Regions from separate parts of the Homo sapiens genome. Here all the other regions are linked to region 1. A link is a loop called in an ENCODE intact Hi-C map of the cell type or tissue named here. Cell type or tissue: PC-9. All regions are shown on one strand.

Evidence for each region. Peaks named below come from ENCODE experiments on the same cell type or tissue, not always from the same donor. Only the 100,000 strongest peaks of a DNase experiment are listed, where the experiment ranks them.
Region 2: a loop joins it to region 1, with 8 times the contacts of the local background. A loop is called at or near these places in 16 of 110 quality-filtered maps.
Region 3: a loop joins it to region 1, with 13 times the contacts of the local background. A loop is called at or near these places in 17 of 110 quality-filtered maps.

The regions. Positions count from the first base shown.
Region 1 is chr15:42,702,573-42,707,572 of GRCh38, forward strand. All of the region lies in intron 26 of STARD9 (StAR related lipid transfer domain containing 9), which reads left to right. Among named protein-coding and RNA genes, the nearest start is that of CDAN1, 32 kb to the right of the region's middle. In PC-9, a CTCF peak has its summit at 2,029 (motif pointing right); a DNase peak (open chromatin) is centred at 4,689.
Region 2 is chr15:43,283,553-43,288,552 of GRCh38, forward strand. It overlaps TGM7 (transglutaminase 7), which reads right to left. Exons shown (of 13, transcript NM_052955.3): 5 at 3,989-4,117; 6 at 3,728-3,905; 7 at 1,262-1,400. Among named protein-coding and RNA genes, the nearest start is that of TGM7, 16 kb to the right of the region's middle. In PC-9, a CTCF peak has its summit at 2,200 (motif pointing left); DNase peaks (open chromatin) are centred at 319 and 2,209; H3K27ac peaks cover 391 bases.
Region 3 is chr15:43,201,952-43,206,951 of GRCh38, forward strand. EPB42 (erythrocyte membrane protein band 4.2) reads right to left here. Exons shown (of 13, transcript NM_001114134.2): 10 at 4,379-4,678; 11 at 1,164-1,324; 12 at 1-26. Among named protein-coding and RNA genes, the nearest start is that of EPB42, 17 kb to the right of the region's middle. RefSeq lists a silencer at 2,340-2,634. In PC-9, a CTCF peak has its summit at 2,564 (motif pointing left); no DNase peak of the experiment used is centred here.

The DNA.
Region 1 (5,000 bases):
GTTATAATATTAGAGTTTTCTAAATTTGTCTGTGTACTTAGTTTTACCAGTGAGTTTTATACCTTCAGATGTTTGCTTGTTACACATTAGCATCCTTTTCTTTCAGATTGAAGAAGTGCCTTTAGCAGTTGTTATATAAGACAGGTCTGGTGTTGATGAATTTCCCCAATTTTCATTTGTCTGGGAAAGTCTTTCCTCTCTTCTTCATGTCTGAAGGATAGTTTTACTGGATGAAGTATTCTTGGTTGATGTTTTTTTCCTTCAGCACTTTGACTGTCATCCCACTCCCTCCTAGCCTGTAAGGTTTTTGCCGAGAAGTCTGCTGCCAGACCTATTGGAGCTCCTTTACTTGTTATTTGCTTGTTTTCTTTTTTAAAAATTACAGTTTAATTTAAGTGTTTTGTAGAAATGGGAGTCTCACTATGTTGCCCAGGCTGGTCTTGAACTTCTGGCCTCAAGCAATCCTCCTACCATAGTCTCCTAAAGTGTTGGGATTACAAGCATAAGCCACCACACCTAGCCTATTTGCTTCTCTTCTCTTGCTGGTTTAATGACCTTTTCTTTGTCCTTGACCTTTGAGAATTTGATTATTATATGCCGTGGAGTAGTCTTATTTCATTAAATTTAATTGGGAACTTTTTACCTTTCCATACCTCAATATTTATATCTTTCTCTAGGTTTGGAAAGTTCCCTGTTATTATTGCTTTGAATAAACTTTCTACTCCCCTCCGTTCTCATTCTGCACTCCCTCTTGAATGCCAGTGACTCGTACATTTGTTTTTTTTGTTTTGTTTGTTTTTTTTTTTTTTAGATGGAGTCTTGCACTGTTCACCCAGGCTGGAGTGCAGTGGCACAATCCCTGCCCACTGCAGCCTCCGCCTCCAGGGTTCAAGCAATTCTCCTGCCTCAGCCTCCCAAGTAGCTGAGATTATAGGCGCCAGCCACCATGCCTGGCTGATTTTTTTTTTTTTTTTGTATTTTTAGTAGAGACAGGGTTTCACCATGTTGGTCACGCTGGTCTTGAACTCCTGACCTCATGATCCACCCACCTCGGCCTCCCAAAATACTAGGATTACAGGCGTGGGCCACCGCGCCTGGCCACATTTGTTCTTTTGACACTATCACACAGATTCTTTAAGCTTTCTTTTGTTCTTTTTCATTCTTTTTTTCTTTCCTCCTCTGTATTTTCAAATATCCTGTCTTTGAGCTCACAGATTTATTCTTCTGCTTTATAATTTCTGCTGTCAAGACAGCATTTTAATGCATTTTTGTTTGTTCAGTGTATTTCACCTCCAGGATTTCTGTTTGATTTTTAAAAGATTATTATTATTATTTACTTATTTATTTATTTTGAGATGGAGTTTCACTCTTGTTGCCCAGGCTGGAGTGCAGTGGCGTGATCTTGGCTCACGGCAACCTCCGCCTCCCGGGTTCAAGCGATTCTCCTGCCTCAGCCTCCCGAGTAGCTGGGATTACAGGCACCTGACACAGCGCCCGGCTAATTTTTTTTGTATTTTTAGTAGAGATGGGGTTTTACCATGTTGGTCAGGCTGGTCTCGAACTCCTGACCTCAGGTGATCTGCCTGCCTCGGCCTCCCAAAGTGCTGGGATTACAGGCATGAGCTACCACGCCTGGCCAAGATTATTTTAATCTCTTTGTAAAGTTTCTCTCATAGATTTCTGAATTATTTCTCTGTGTTTTCTTGAAGTTTATTGGGCTACCTCAAAACAACTATTTTGAATTCCCTGTCTTAGATTATACTTCTCAATCTCTTCAGGATGGATCACTGGCACCTTATTTAGTTGGTTTGGTGAGGTCATAGTTCCCTTAATGTTCTTGATGCTTTCCAATGTGTGTCAATATCTGGGCATTGAAGAAATTGATATATATTCCAATTTTTGCAATCTGGCCTTGTTTGTACCTGTCTTTCAGAGAGCCTTCCAGGAATTCAAAGGAGCCTGACTGTTGAGTTCCCTAAGCCTGTGGTCACTGTAGCCATCTTAGCGCTAGAGGGCACTGTAAGCCTATGTAGCTGGGACTCTGTTACAGACTCCAATGTCCCTGGCCCCGATGGACCTGAGTAAGACCCAGGGAGAGTTCCCCACCTCGTGTGGTAATGCTGGCCAGGGCCCTGAACCAGGTGCTGGTTTTGTTGTTGTGGGCTTGGTACTGGGTTCCAAGGAAAAGTTTCATGCATAATTCGGTCTCCTTCCCTAAAGTAGATGGTGTCTTTCTCTGTACCATGTTGCCTACAGTTGGAGGGAAAGGTGATGTGGGCAGTCCTGTGGCTGCCACAGCTGATGCTATGCAGGGCTACACCTGAAGCCTATGGCCTCTTGGACCAGGGTGGAAATGGGTCATGCCCAAGGCCCAGGCTGCTACCATGCTGAAATTTATTTGGGGCCCAGTGATGTGAGAATCCCATTCATCCTGATGGGGTGGGGAATTCCTTTCTGGTGCTTAGTGTGGGTCCACAATCTTTGTCCGTGGGCACAGGCCTGGAATTAGGCTGTGGGGTTTTTTCTGGTTCTGTGTATTACTGTGGCAGACTTAGTACTGGGCTCTAAGGCAAAGTCCCATGTCCACTAACCTCTCCTTCTGCCATGTGGGCGGTGTCTCTCATCACTACCTAGGGTTGGGGAAGGGTTGGTACAGATAATATGAGACTGTCCTTCCTATTATCTTTAATGCATCTTCTTCTCCTTGTAAAATCTAGTACTTTTATCTATCAACTGGTTTTCCTAGCTCTAGCGAAGATATTTTCTTTTGTGGATTGTTGTTCAAATTGATGTTTCTGTGGGGAACTATCACTGACGGGTCCTATTCTGCCATCTTGTTGTGCCTCTGTGTTACTGATCTGTTGTTTGTTTATTTTTTTGAGATGGAGTCTTGCTCTGTCACTCAGACTGGAGTGCTGTGGCGCCATCTTGACTCACTGCAACCTCCGCCTCCCAGGTTCAAGCGATTCTTCCTGGCTCAGCACTCCGAGTACCTGGGACTACAGGCATGCATCACCCTCCATGCCTGGCTAATTTTTCTTGTATTTTTAATAGAGATGGGGTTTTCAGTGTTGGCTAGGCTGGTCTCAAACTCTTGACCTCAGGTGATTTGCCCACCTCAGCTGAACAAAGTGCTGGGATTACAGGCATGAGCTACTGCACCCAGCCTGTTGTTTGTTTGTTTATTTTTTATTTTTTGAGATGGAGTCTCACTCTCTCACTCGGGCTGGAGTGCAGGGGCGTGATCTCAGCTTACTGCAACCTCCACCTCCTGGGTTCAAGCGATTCTCTTGTCTCAGCCTGCTGAGTAGCTGGGATTACAGGCGCCTGCCCCCACGCCTGGCTAATTTTTGTGTTTTTAGTAGAGATGGGGTTTCACCATGTTGGCCAGGCTTTTCTCAAACTCCTAACCTCGAGTGATCTGCCTACCTCAGCCTCCCAAAGTGCTGGGATTACAGGCGTGAGCCACCGCACCCGTCCTGTTGTTTATTTTTTATATGAAATTTAGGATCACCTTGTCTAGTTCAATTGCAAGAACTTGTTACTATTTTTAATAGGATCATGTGGATTGACTTAGGGAGAAACCACGTCTTATGCTATAGAACTTTCTAACCAAAAATGTACTAGGTTCAAGCTTTCTTTTTATGTTTTTAAAGTTTTCTTCATATGTCTCTCACATTTCTTGTCAGATTTATTTCTAAGTATTTTAAGTTTTTTGTTACTCTTGTAAATAGGTTTTTTCGTTCCTTTATATCTTCTGATTATTTTGTGTGTATTAAAGCTATAGATTTCTGTGAATTAATTTTGCATCTATTTTTTTGGTTGATTCTCTAGACCTGCACTACTAATTTAGTAGCTGCTAATACATGTACCTATCTTAATTTTTTTTTTTTTTTGAGACAGTGTCTTGCTCTGTTGCCCAGGCTGGAGTGCAGTGGCATGATCTCGGCTCACTGCAACCTTCGCCTCAATCTTTAAGCGATTCTCCTGCCTCAGCCTCCCGAAGAGCTGGGATTACAGGCGCCTGCCACCATGCCTGGCTAATTTTTGTATTTTTAGTAGAGATTGGGTTTCACCATGCTGGCCAGGCTCGTCTCGAACCCCTGACCTCAGGTGATCCACCCATCTCGGCCTCCCAAAATGCTGAGATTACAGGCGTGAGCCACCACACCTGGCTTTTTTATAGCTTTTGAGCTGAGATAGATATATTTTTGCAATACTAAGGAAATATCCAACTATTCCTACTTTATAGCATATTCTTATCCAGAATGGGTATTTCAGAGTCTTTGGAGATGATTTCATTCATTCATCCATCCATCTATCTATTTTGGGGCTAATATTGAACTATTCTTGCATTCCTGGAATAAATCCTATAATATATATTTATGATTCTGATATACTATTCTTTTAATGTGTTGGAGTCCAGTTATATTTTAGAATTTTGCATCCATATTTGAATTTTTCTGTGGTTTTTGCTTTCACAATATATTCCTTAGGTTTTGTTATTACTTTATACTCCTTTAATAGGAAAGAAAGGTGGTAGTTTTCTTTTTCAAGGTTTATGAATAGTTAAAAAAGTAATAAAAACTTTATACTTATTAAGTTGGCAAAATTTAGGAAGCCAGATGATGCCAGATTTTGGCAGGACTTTGAGGATATTGGAACCATTACAGGTTCCTATGACTCAGCAATGTTTGCATAGGTTATGAGAGAACATGTAAGGAATTGTTTATTAAGGCATTATTTGAAGTGGCAATGAGTTGGAGGACATTCGCAAATCCATCACTGAGAAGAGTGGATAGGTAAAATGTGGTAGTTGCACACATGAAATATTAATACTATGCAAGACTCGAAATCAGCAGATTAAACACCTAGGCAGAATACTGAGTGAAAAACTTTTTTTTTTTTTTTTTTTGAGACAGAGTCTTGCTGTGTCGCCAAGGCTGGAGTGCAGTGGCACGATCTCGGCTCACTCCAGCCTCCGACTCCTGGGCTCAAGA
Region 2 (5,000 bases), 580 kb after region 1:
GGCTTTTAATGAAAACAGTCTTTATGTTATTTATCTATTTTTTAAAACCAGAGTGGCCCCCATTTTGGGCTTGTCTGATGTTTCCTCATGATTAGACTCAAGATATGCATTCAAAGACAGAACTGTGCCTAAGTTACATATCCTCAGATACACCACTGCTTCCTGAATCAGAGACAATTCAGACCTCTAGGAGTCTATCTGTGGATCCCAGGCTGAAAAGCCCTCCTTACTGGCATTGATCTCATTTCACCCTAGCAACCCTGTGAAGTAGATGTTATCTTCATTTTACAGACAAGGAAATTGAAGCTCAGAGACGGAGGGGGCTCCTAGGACAGCAGGTAGTTCTTACACAACTCAAGGAATCTTACCTGGAGGCTGGGTGCGGTGGCTCAGGCCTGTAATCCCAGCACTTTGGGAGGCCGAGGCGAGTGGATCATCTGAGGTCAAGAGTTCGAGACCAACATGGTGAAACCCCGTCTCTACTAAAAATACAAAAATTAGCCAGGTGTGGTGGTACGTGCCTGTAGTCCCATCTACTCGGGGGGCTGAGGCAGGAGAATTGCTTGAACCTGGGAGGTGGAGATTGCAGTGAGCTGAGTTCGCACCATTGCACTCCAGCCTGGGCAACAGAGCGAGACTCCATCTCAAAAACAAACAAACCAACACAGCGAGTCTTATCTGGAAACTGGCTGGAAAAAGAGAAACAGGAAACCAGATTTGCGGGTAGAGCTGAGAACAAAGGAACCAGGAAAAGAAGCCAGAGATACACAAATAAAGGGATGCACAGAGATACACACACACACACACGCATGCATATACATGCACAGACACATGCATGCAGACAGGGAGTGGGTTGGGCAGAGGAAGAAGTCAAGAGAGACAAGAAGAGGTCTACAGAAGCAGCCAGTCCAGGCTCTGTCTGACTTCTGGGAAAACTGGATGGTACAAACAGAAACTCAGAGAAGAAAGAGGAAGATGAATAAAGACTTTTGAGGTCAGTGTTCAGAAGACGCCCAGCTAGTCATTTGGTTGAGGCCCCAGAATGTTATCCCATTGTTTTCTACCTCTGAAATGAGTTAAATTTGATGACCTAATTAGCCAGAACAGCCTCCTGGGTTGGGGAATTCTTCTCTTCTCTGAGCATTAGCAGCAATGCTCAGGGCAATCTTGCAATATTTCCTCAAGAGCCAGAGAGAACCAGGTCAGTTTTTCTGCCCTCCCTGGGACAAAGCAGAGATCTGTTCAAGACAGTGCCTCTCACCATATTTTGTCTCGTTTCTGAGTTGACAGCATCTCGGCATTTCGGTCATAGTACGTATCGATGGTCAAGTTCCTATCCACGTTGTGCGCGGAACGGAAATTGGAAACAACACGGGTTGGAACACCTAAGCATCTCATTACTAAAGAGAAAAATATAGAGAATCGCTGAGTTCATTTCAGGCAGAATTATTGGTTTTCCATGCATAATTTGTAACTTTCAAGCTGGAGGAGAGAAAGCCAAGACGCTTACGGAACCACACCAGTAACTCCTTTATTCCCAGAGCCCCACACCCAGTCCCACAGCCCTGCTGCCCCATCAGTGATCAACATCCCACAAGGAGAAAGGAATCATTTGAGGGTCGCTTAAAACAACAGTTAACAATAATCCGACTTATCATTTAGGAGTCTTTCCACTCAGCAGCTTTCCAAGTTAAAGACAGAGGGCCAGGCGCGGTGGCTTACGCCTGTAATCCCAGCACTTTGGGAGGCTGAGGCGGATCACGAGGTCAGGGGTTTGAGACTCAGCCTGGCCAACATGGGGAAACCCCGTCTCTACTAAAAATACAAAAAAAAATTAGCTGGGTGTGGTGGTGCATGCCTGCAGTTCCAGCTACTAGGGAGGCTGAAAATTTAGTTCCGAAATGTTTTTTAACTTTTATTTTAGGTTTGAGGGTACACATGAAGGTTTGTTACGTGGGTAAACACGTGTCACGGGGGGTTGTTGTACAGATTATTTCATCACCCTCCTCCCACCCTAGCTCTGAAATTTGGGATCTGTAATTCTACTTAAAGACAAGAGGTAGGGGGAGGTATGAAAGAAATTCGAGGATGGATAGAGGGACAAGATAGACTTCTAGAGACAGTGGAAACCGTCAGCAGAGATAAGAGGAAATCACAGTCAGCAACCATCTTTAATAAGGCAGCAGCTCCCTCTTGTGGCTTCTCATGATACTGCTACAAAGGCTTTTAAAAGCTGAGTTATGATTTCACAAATCTAGTCACACAGTGTAAACATTACCCCCAACACATACACACAAACACACACACACACACACCCCTGCCTGCCCAGAGCCAGATGAAGTCAAGCCAAGAGCCAGCAAGAGCCAGGTGTGACCCTGAGGGGACGTGGGTACTGACATCAGCCAGCATGGTAAGTTCAGAGAGGTTTATCCCACTATCTCCCTCCTAGGAGGGGCAGACGGTGCCTACTGAGGCTGCCAGGAGGATTACACAGCTTCAAAAAGTAAAAGGAATATTGACAGCGACCAATCCTTTTGTTTTGGTTCACTGAAGAGCCCCCAAGAAGGCTTCCTGTCTGCAGTCACCTGTCCACTCACAGCACAGCTCCTGGGCTTGTCACAGATCCTTAGCAGGCGTGGGAGCTACACCTGGGCTGGAAGTGGCCATAGGAAGCTTGGCAGGGGCAGCTCCCCCAGTGCGCAGTGGCCCTGTAACTCGAGCGCCTGGGAGTGGGGAGAGGCTTGGAAATGGAGCAGGGTGGTGGACCTCGTCCTTCTCCTGCTCATCCCAGGCCTCCTCCATAACACCTACCTAGCACGGCCTGGGGACTTCCCAGCCCAAGGAACAACTGAGAATACTGAGTGCCAGGGTAGCCCTAGCCCCATTTCACACCTGGGCAAAGTGAGGTCACTGGATTCAAACACTCAGATTTAAACCTCCTCTGTGTCTGCAGCACCTGTATATAACTGCCAGCCTCTGCTGCCCCTCTCCAAAAAGTCTCTGCCCTTGTCTTTGGCACCTGTCTCTGTCCTCCCCATTCTCTGCTCCTCCTTTCTCCAACTCAGAGTCACCCTGTTAGTTCAGCAAATGTTCATCGAGCTCCATAATGTAGCAGGACAGGCCTGTCTAACAGATTCTGGCCTTGCAAGGGTGAGACAAGTACTCTCCATCTTTCTCTCATCTTCACAGATGGTCTGCTCAACAACTTTGCACTGAATTGTAAATAATTGATACTGCATAAAACATTGATGTTCTTTAAGGGTAGTCAGCAAGGTGGCAAGTCTATAATGATAACTGCTCAAGGATCTCTCAGTGAAGCATTTGGGGGCTGCTAGCTCTGCCTATGGGTGAGGTCAGCTATCTCACGCCATCTACTTCCACCTGCCCCCCCATGCCAGGCTCACCCTGAGCTGAGATGCCTGAGCAGGTGGCAGAAAGGAGCCATTTGGTTTCTGCTTCGGGACCACAAACTCCTCTATCCAGATGACAGTTTTAACAGTCTGACTGATCCATCAAGGATACTGTGAGATGATTGCCACAGGTCAATCCCCCTCTCACATAAATGCACAGGATCCCTCGAGACTGTATGGTGTGCTAGCTCAGGGCCTGGGTGCCCACCACCCCCAGCTGTGGGGCCATGGGCAAGCTACTGAACCTTTATGAGCCACAGTTAACTTCTCTGATAATGAAGTTAATCACACCCCTAAGTGAGTGATCTTTCGCTCACCGGTGCACATAACAGAGGCGAAGACCCAGCACTGTCCGTACTTCACAGGCTGCCCGCCCCTGGCTGACCACTGCTGTAGGATGGCCACACTGCCCTTCCACTCCAGAGGACTGACCCCTTTGGAGTAGTCCTCGCCCCAGTTCCCCTGCAGCACGCCATTGTCATCGTTGCTGTTGATCTGCAGAGGACAGACAGGTGGGTTTCCACAGCTCCCGGGGAAGCTCAGACTGTCCTCAGACGGCGGGAAGCATCCATCCTTACCATGGCACTCACCACCCTGCACACATACACCACGTCGTTCCGCTGGGAACAGTCTTTGGCCGGGTTCTTTAAGTGATACAGGCTCTTGTTCAGGATCTCAAAGCAGATGTCTATGATGTCCTCTTCAAACTTCCAAGTGATTTTAAGGGAGAAAAAAGAGAAGAGCAAATGTCTAGACTTCTGAAACTTTAAGTCACTAACAGACTTTTGGGGATGGCATGTATATGGGGATGTGGGGGCAGGGGGAGGGCGCTAAATATAAGACAAGTTCCTGCCTTTGAAGAGCTTATAAATCAAATTGGGAATGTATTAGGTTTGAAATTCTGAAACACTAAACTGCGTGGTTCTGATGAAAAATGGAAACAGAATTCGGAGAGTGAGAGACCCCCCTCGGCTGAACAGATGAGAGAAGGCTTTGGTGCCAATGGGCTTTGATGGACTGGGTGGGCAGGAAGAGGAGAGTGGGCATATTTACCTGAGGTCTTTGAGCATGGTGGGTATCAAGGACTTAGACTCCTATCTGGAGGACTTGAAGAAGCAGGGAAGGGATCAGAGCAGAAAAAGTCTAGAGATCAATGTAGGGCCACACGTGCCAGTCTTGAAATCAGGTAGAGGAGCTCAGAGCAGACGCTGCGGGCCCTGGAGGAGCCAGGGTGGGCTCATAATAGACGTGCACAATGTTTGTCACAATGCTTTGGCTGCCAAATGCACAGGTATTTGTCTCAGTTTCAAAGAGGGTCACAGGTCGCCACGGTTGGAGAATGGGGAAAACGTGCTCTCCCTCAGCAAGGCTTCCCCCACCTCTTCCCTTTTGGAGTTTGTGGACAGGACTGAGGTGGCAGTGGGAAGGAGAGAGAAACTACGCCTGCGGGGGTTGAGAGTGGAAACGTTGCCCAGAGCCAAGTTCCCCCTCTCTACGTTGACTGGATATTGGATGTTATTAAAGAATTACTATTCTTTTTTTTTTCCGTTACAATCATGTATTCTGATTAAGTTTTGCAGAAAGAGTCAT
Region 3 (5,000 bases), 500 kb after region 1:
TGATACTGCTCTGCTTTCTCTGGCATCTGTGGGAAGAGGCAATACCTGGTGTGGATGCCAAGGGCACAGCTGCAGTCACTCTCTCCTCCCATGCACCCCTGTACCCTCCTCAGTAAGTTTCCTCATCTCTGCCAAGCTGACTCAAACTTCACAGCTGATGTCTTCTACCGCTCTACCTGCTCTTCCTGCATTTATTCCCACCCTTGGTCCTTCACTGATGATTTCTGATGTCGCCTCTCCTCTATGCAGACCCCTTGGAGGGTTTCCCACTGTCTTGGGAATTCAGTTTACATTGTATTCAACGTTCTTCATGGTGTGTCCCCAAACCCCCTCTCCCACCTCACCTGTTCTTCCCATGACTAAGTGACATCCCAGCCCCGTCAGGGACTGTTCCATCCCCAGCACACGCCTCACGCTACCTTCCATTACACCTCTTTGCTGTCTTCTTCTGTCTTCAGTGGCCTTCCCCTACCTCTGTACTGAAAGGGTACCCATTTTTCAAGGCCCAGCATAGATGTCATCTCTTTCATAAGGTCATCCCCAAACCCACCAGCTGGAATTAATTCCCTTTGCTTCACTTATTCCATAGCAACTTTGTGCATCTATTAAAGCACTTATCTGGAAGACCAAATGTTGTGTCTCCCTAACTAAACTATAACCTGCTTGCGGGCAGGGATCAGATCTCATTCATTTTGGCCAGGGTAGACACATGGAAAGAGGGCTGGACCAAGAGCCATAAGCCTCTAGAACTTCCTGTTTTTATAATCTTGGGCATGTTGCTCTCTAGGGCTCACTTTTTTCATCTGAATAATGGGAACAGTTCTACCTCACAGGGCTTAGAAAGAAATAAAGGAGCTGAAAATCCTCTGGCATGTGTATGAGGTGCTAAATAAACATAGGCTATTATGATCCCTGTAGGTAGGAGGCAGTAACTGGGAAGGCCCCAATTTTAGAAACCTTTACTTAACTAAAGAAGTTGGAAGATTTAAACCTTAATAGGGCATGTAAGAAACTATGTCTTTCAAGGGAAGGAGCTCTTAAATGTAGCATTTTCTGGTAATCTTGCAGCACAGTCATCTGCTCTGAAGGGGCCTGGATTCCTTCTGAAATGGGGACCTGAGTGGTGGCAGACGAGGGCAACTCAGGGGAGGACTGGTGCCTACCTTGATGGCAAGGTGTGGTCTACAAATGGCAATGTCTTCCTGAGCAAAGCAGCTAAGGTTGGATTCAGAGTGTGTTGCCATGGCGGTGAGTCTAAGGAAGGTGTTCTCGGGTGGGTTTCGCTCAAAATTGGAGAAGAACAGGCCGATGGTTATTATCTTTTCTGAAACACATGACAGGTGGAGTCAGTGGCAACAGGTGTATGTACCCCAGAAACAGCCATAGTTACACACACAATACAAAGGACTCAGGGCCTCACTGAGGCCAGAAAGATGCACCATTTTCCCCAGCAATTGTACACTTGGAACTCACTCAAGACCTCACTCCTCACCCTCATCCCCATCACCAACCCCGACAATGCTCTTGGCAGACCACCTCAGTGGGGTTGGGAAAGGGTCCCCTGTGAACTGGAACAAGTTAAGCTCTTTCGGCCTCAGTGTCCTTGTCTAATAATGCCTACCTAGTGGGATGGTTTGTGTTGTTTGTAGGGTTTTTGTTTTGTTTTAGAGACAGGGTCTCGCTTTGTCACCTTACAGAAGAAATATCTACTCCTACTGTCACTACTGCTCAGGGGATGAGGTATCCCCCCTGCCTAAGTTGAATCCTCTGCTTTCTAAATCTGTGCCCCATCCTGACCCCATCACACTAGCTGTGTAACCCTGAGTAAATTAACGACCCTCTCTGTGTCTCATCTCCTCATCTGTAAAGTGGGGATAGCAATGGTTCTTGCCACAGAACGTGGTTGTGAGGGCTAACAAGATGATGCATATGATGCATATAAAGCACTTAACACCATTTTGGGCAAATAGTAAGTGCCTGATAAATGTGAGCTACAATTATTCTAGTTGTCTCATATCCCCAAGCATAGCACTATCAATTTTAACCCATCTCTCCTGAGGCTCCATTCTTTCCCTCTTGCCTGCTTATTTTCCTCAGCATAGAAGCAGGTTCAACTCTCTCCCTCTGCCCAGTGTCCCTGGCTGACTACTCCCCAGCCTCACCTTTTCCTGTCATGCCTCCAGGGAGGACTAGACAGTTTGTCTCACCTTCCCAACGCAATTGGCTTAACGCCCAGGAAGCTTCTCTGTAAGTCCACTCTCTTAATGGTGCTTTTCAGCCTTGACACCTCGTGCCCTTTCTGCTGACCTTGCTGGGTGCCCCCTTTCTTTGACTATTTGACCTCCCTTACTCTGCTTTTCCTCTGATCGCCCCCTAAATGCTGCTGCTGCTGCTGGGTTCCCTCCTCACCCTCTCATCTACTCACTGACCTCTCCCCACTGCCATGAGCTCATCTATGCCCTGACTCTTTGTTGGCCCCCCTGTGCTGGGATTTCCACGTCTGAGCTCCAGCCCAGAACTTTATCTTACCAAGGTCTCCTGCCACCTGCTGGCCAGCTCCACTTGCGTGTGTCACGGGCTTTCAGACACAATGTGCCACAACCAAATCCATCCTTTTTCTCCCCAAACTTGCTCCTCCCCATTTTTCCTATTCTAGTGACTCACCCAAACCAGAAGCACCCACCACACACATATACACATTCACACATTCACAAGCCCCATCTATCTCAACTCCTTAATATGTTTTAACTCTAAGTGCTGCTAGCTTAGTTTGGCCTTGATTTCTTGACTTGATGATTTACACAACCTTCTCATCTTCAATCCAGTGGTTCTCAAGACTGGATGCATGTTAGAATCAAGTGGGGAGCTTTACAAAACAATCCCAATGCCAGGCCACACCCCAAATCAGTTACATCAGACTCTGGCGATGAAGCCCAGACATCAGTATTTTTAAAAGTTCCCCAGATGATCGGAGTCTCTGAACCTACTCTGGCTCAGAAGGCTGCCCCCTCCGCCCCCCCCCCAAAAAAAAGTTCCCAAGATGACTCAATGTGCAGCTAAGGTTAAGAAGCACTCTTCTTATATGACCCCTTCCATTCCATTCTGCCAAAAGTTCTTTCTTGTTAAAATGAATTTCTGATTCCATTGACTACCCTGGTTGAAACCTTCCACCAGTTTTCCATTACCCAGAGAACAAAACTCAAACTCCTTAGCAAGAGAGACAAGACCCTGTGTCACCTGGGCCCTGTCCAGTTCTCACGCCACTCTCCCAACTCCACTCCTCCCATGCTTGGAAAGGGAAGAGTGATACAGAGACTGGAGGTGAGGTGACCGGTTAGAAGGCTGTTGCAATGCTGTAGACAAGCTCTCGTCAACTGATTCTCACACTTGTCTGCACATCGGAATTACTTCAGTTTTTAAAAATTCTGATGTGTTCCACCATGGAGTTTTTGTTTTTTTTCTTTTTGAGACGGAGTGTCACTGTGTCACCCAGGCTGGAGTGCAGTGGCATGATCTTGGCTCACTGCAACCTCTGCCTCCTGGGTTCAAGCGATTCTCCTGCCTCAGTCTCCCCAGTAGCTGGGATTACAGTTGTGTGCCACCAAGCCTGGCTAATTTTTGTATTTTTAGTAGAGTCGGGGTTTCACCATGTTGCCCAGGCTGATCTTGAACTCCTGACCTCAGGTGATCTGTCCACTTTGGCCTCCCAAAGTGCTGGGATTACAGGCATGAGCCACTGCGTCCAGCCCACCATAGAATCTGTCATTTAATTGGCCTGAGATGCAGGCTGAGCATCAAACTTCCCCCAGGTGATTCTAATGTGCAGCAAAATTTAAAAACAATTGTTCTGGTTCAGGGAATCTTAACTGTAGAATAACACAGGGTGTTAAAAAAAGAAAAAAACAATACCTGGACCCCATCTCAGACCAATTAAGAAAGAACCTCAGGGATGAGCAGGGCCCTTTGCACACGTTGCTCCTTCCGTCTGGAATGCCAAGACTTACTTTTCTGGCCATTACTCTCCTACTCATCCTTCCAGATTCCATGCAGTACAATTTATTTGGGGGCAGCTTATTCCAGCCTGGGGGGAGGTGCTCTCCTGCCACTGTACTCTGTTAAACTCAGCAAACACTTCTCACACTGCTACGAAGGGTCTGTTTACTTATCTGACTGCAGTTGGCATCGTGTTTTTTTCCTGCTTCAGGCCCAATAAATATGTGTTGAATGAATGAATGAGAGAGAACATGAGAGTGAGCAGCAGGGGCTCAAAGCCATCTCTAGAGACTGCAGGGGGTGCCCTGTGGCTGCTGCCTGCCCAAGGCAGGGGCCATGTGTGTGTGTGTGTCGGGGGGTGTCTGGTGGGGCCATAGAGCATTACCCAGGTTGGCACTGAGCGTGAGGTGCAGCTTCTTCCTCCAGAGCTTGGCAGCAAGGACACCGTTGTAGTGTACAGCCTGGACCCCAATTGCCAGCTGCACTGCCTTCTCCTGCTCACTGTGATTAACCAGCGTCACTGAGATCTGGGCATCCCCTCTCAGGGGTAGGGAGCTGGGTGCTTTCAAGAGCAGGTACAGAGGACTGGCAGTCTCGAGACTGGGAGGACGGATGCCGTTGTCTTTCTCACGTTCCATTTTCTCTTTCTCGACTCTCTCCAGCACCTCTTTTTCCTGAAGAGACCCTGGAGAAGGGAAGAAACAAAGCTGACCTTTTACCCGGGTGGTATAAATGCTTCTAATAAAACCCTGGGAATCAAAACCATTTACCCACTTCTGCTCAAATGCCAAAGTCACAAGAACTCAGCAAGCCTCTAAGGCCATATTTAGCCCAAAAATGTCTGTGTCAGGCAGCTCCACCACCGATACAGTGTGTCTCTTCCAAACCACTCAAGGACCAAGTTCTTTTTCAAGTGCTATGAATTCTCCCCTTGAATGATGAGAGAGCAAGGTTGGGGACAAGTCAACACTGTCTCTGAGGACAGTTTTGCAGGGAACTGAATTTTC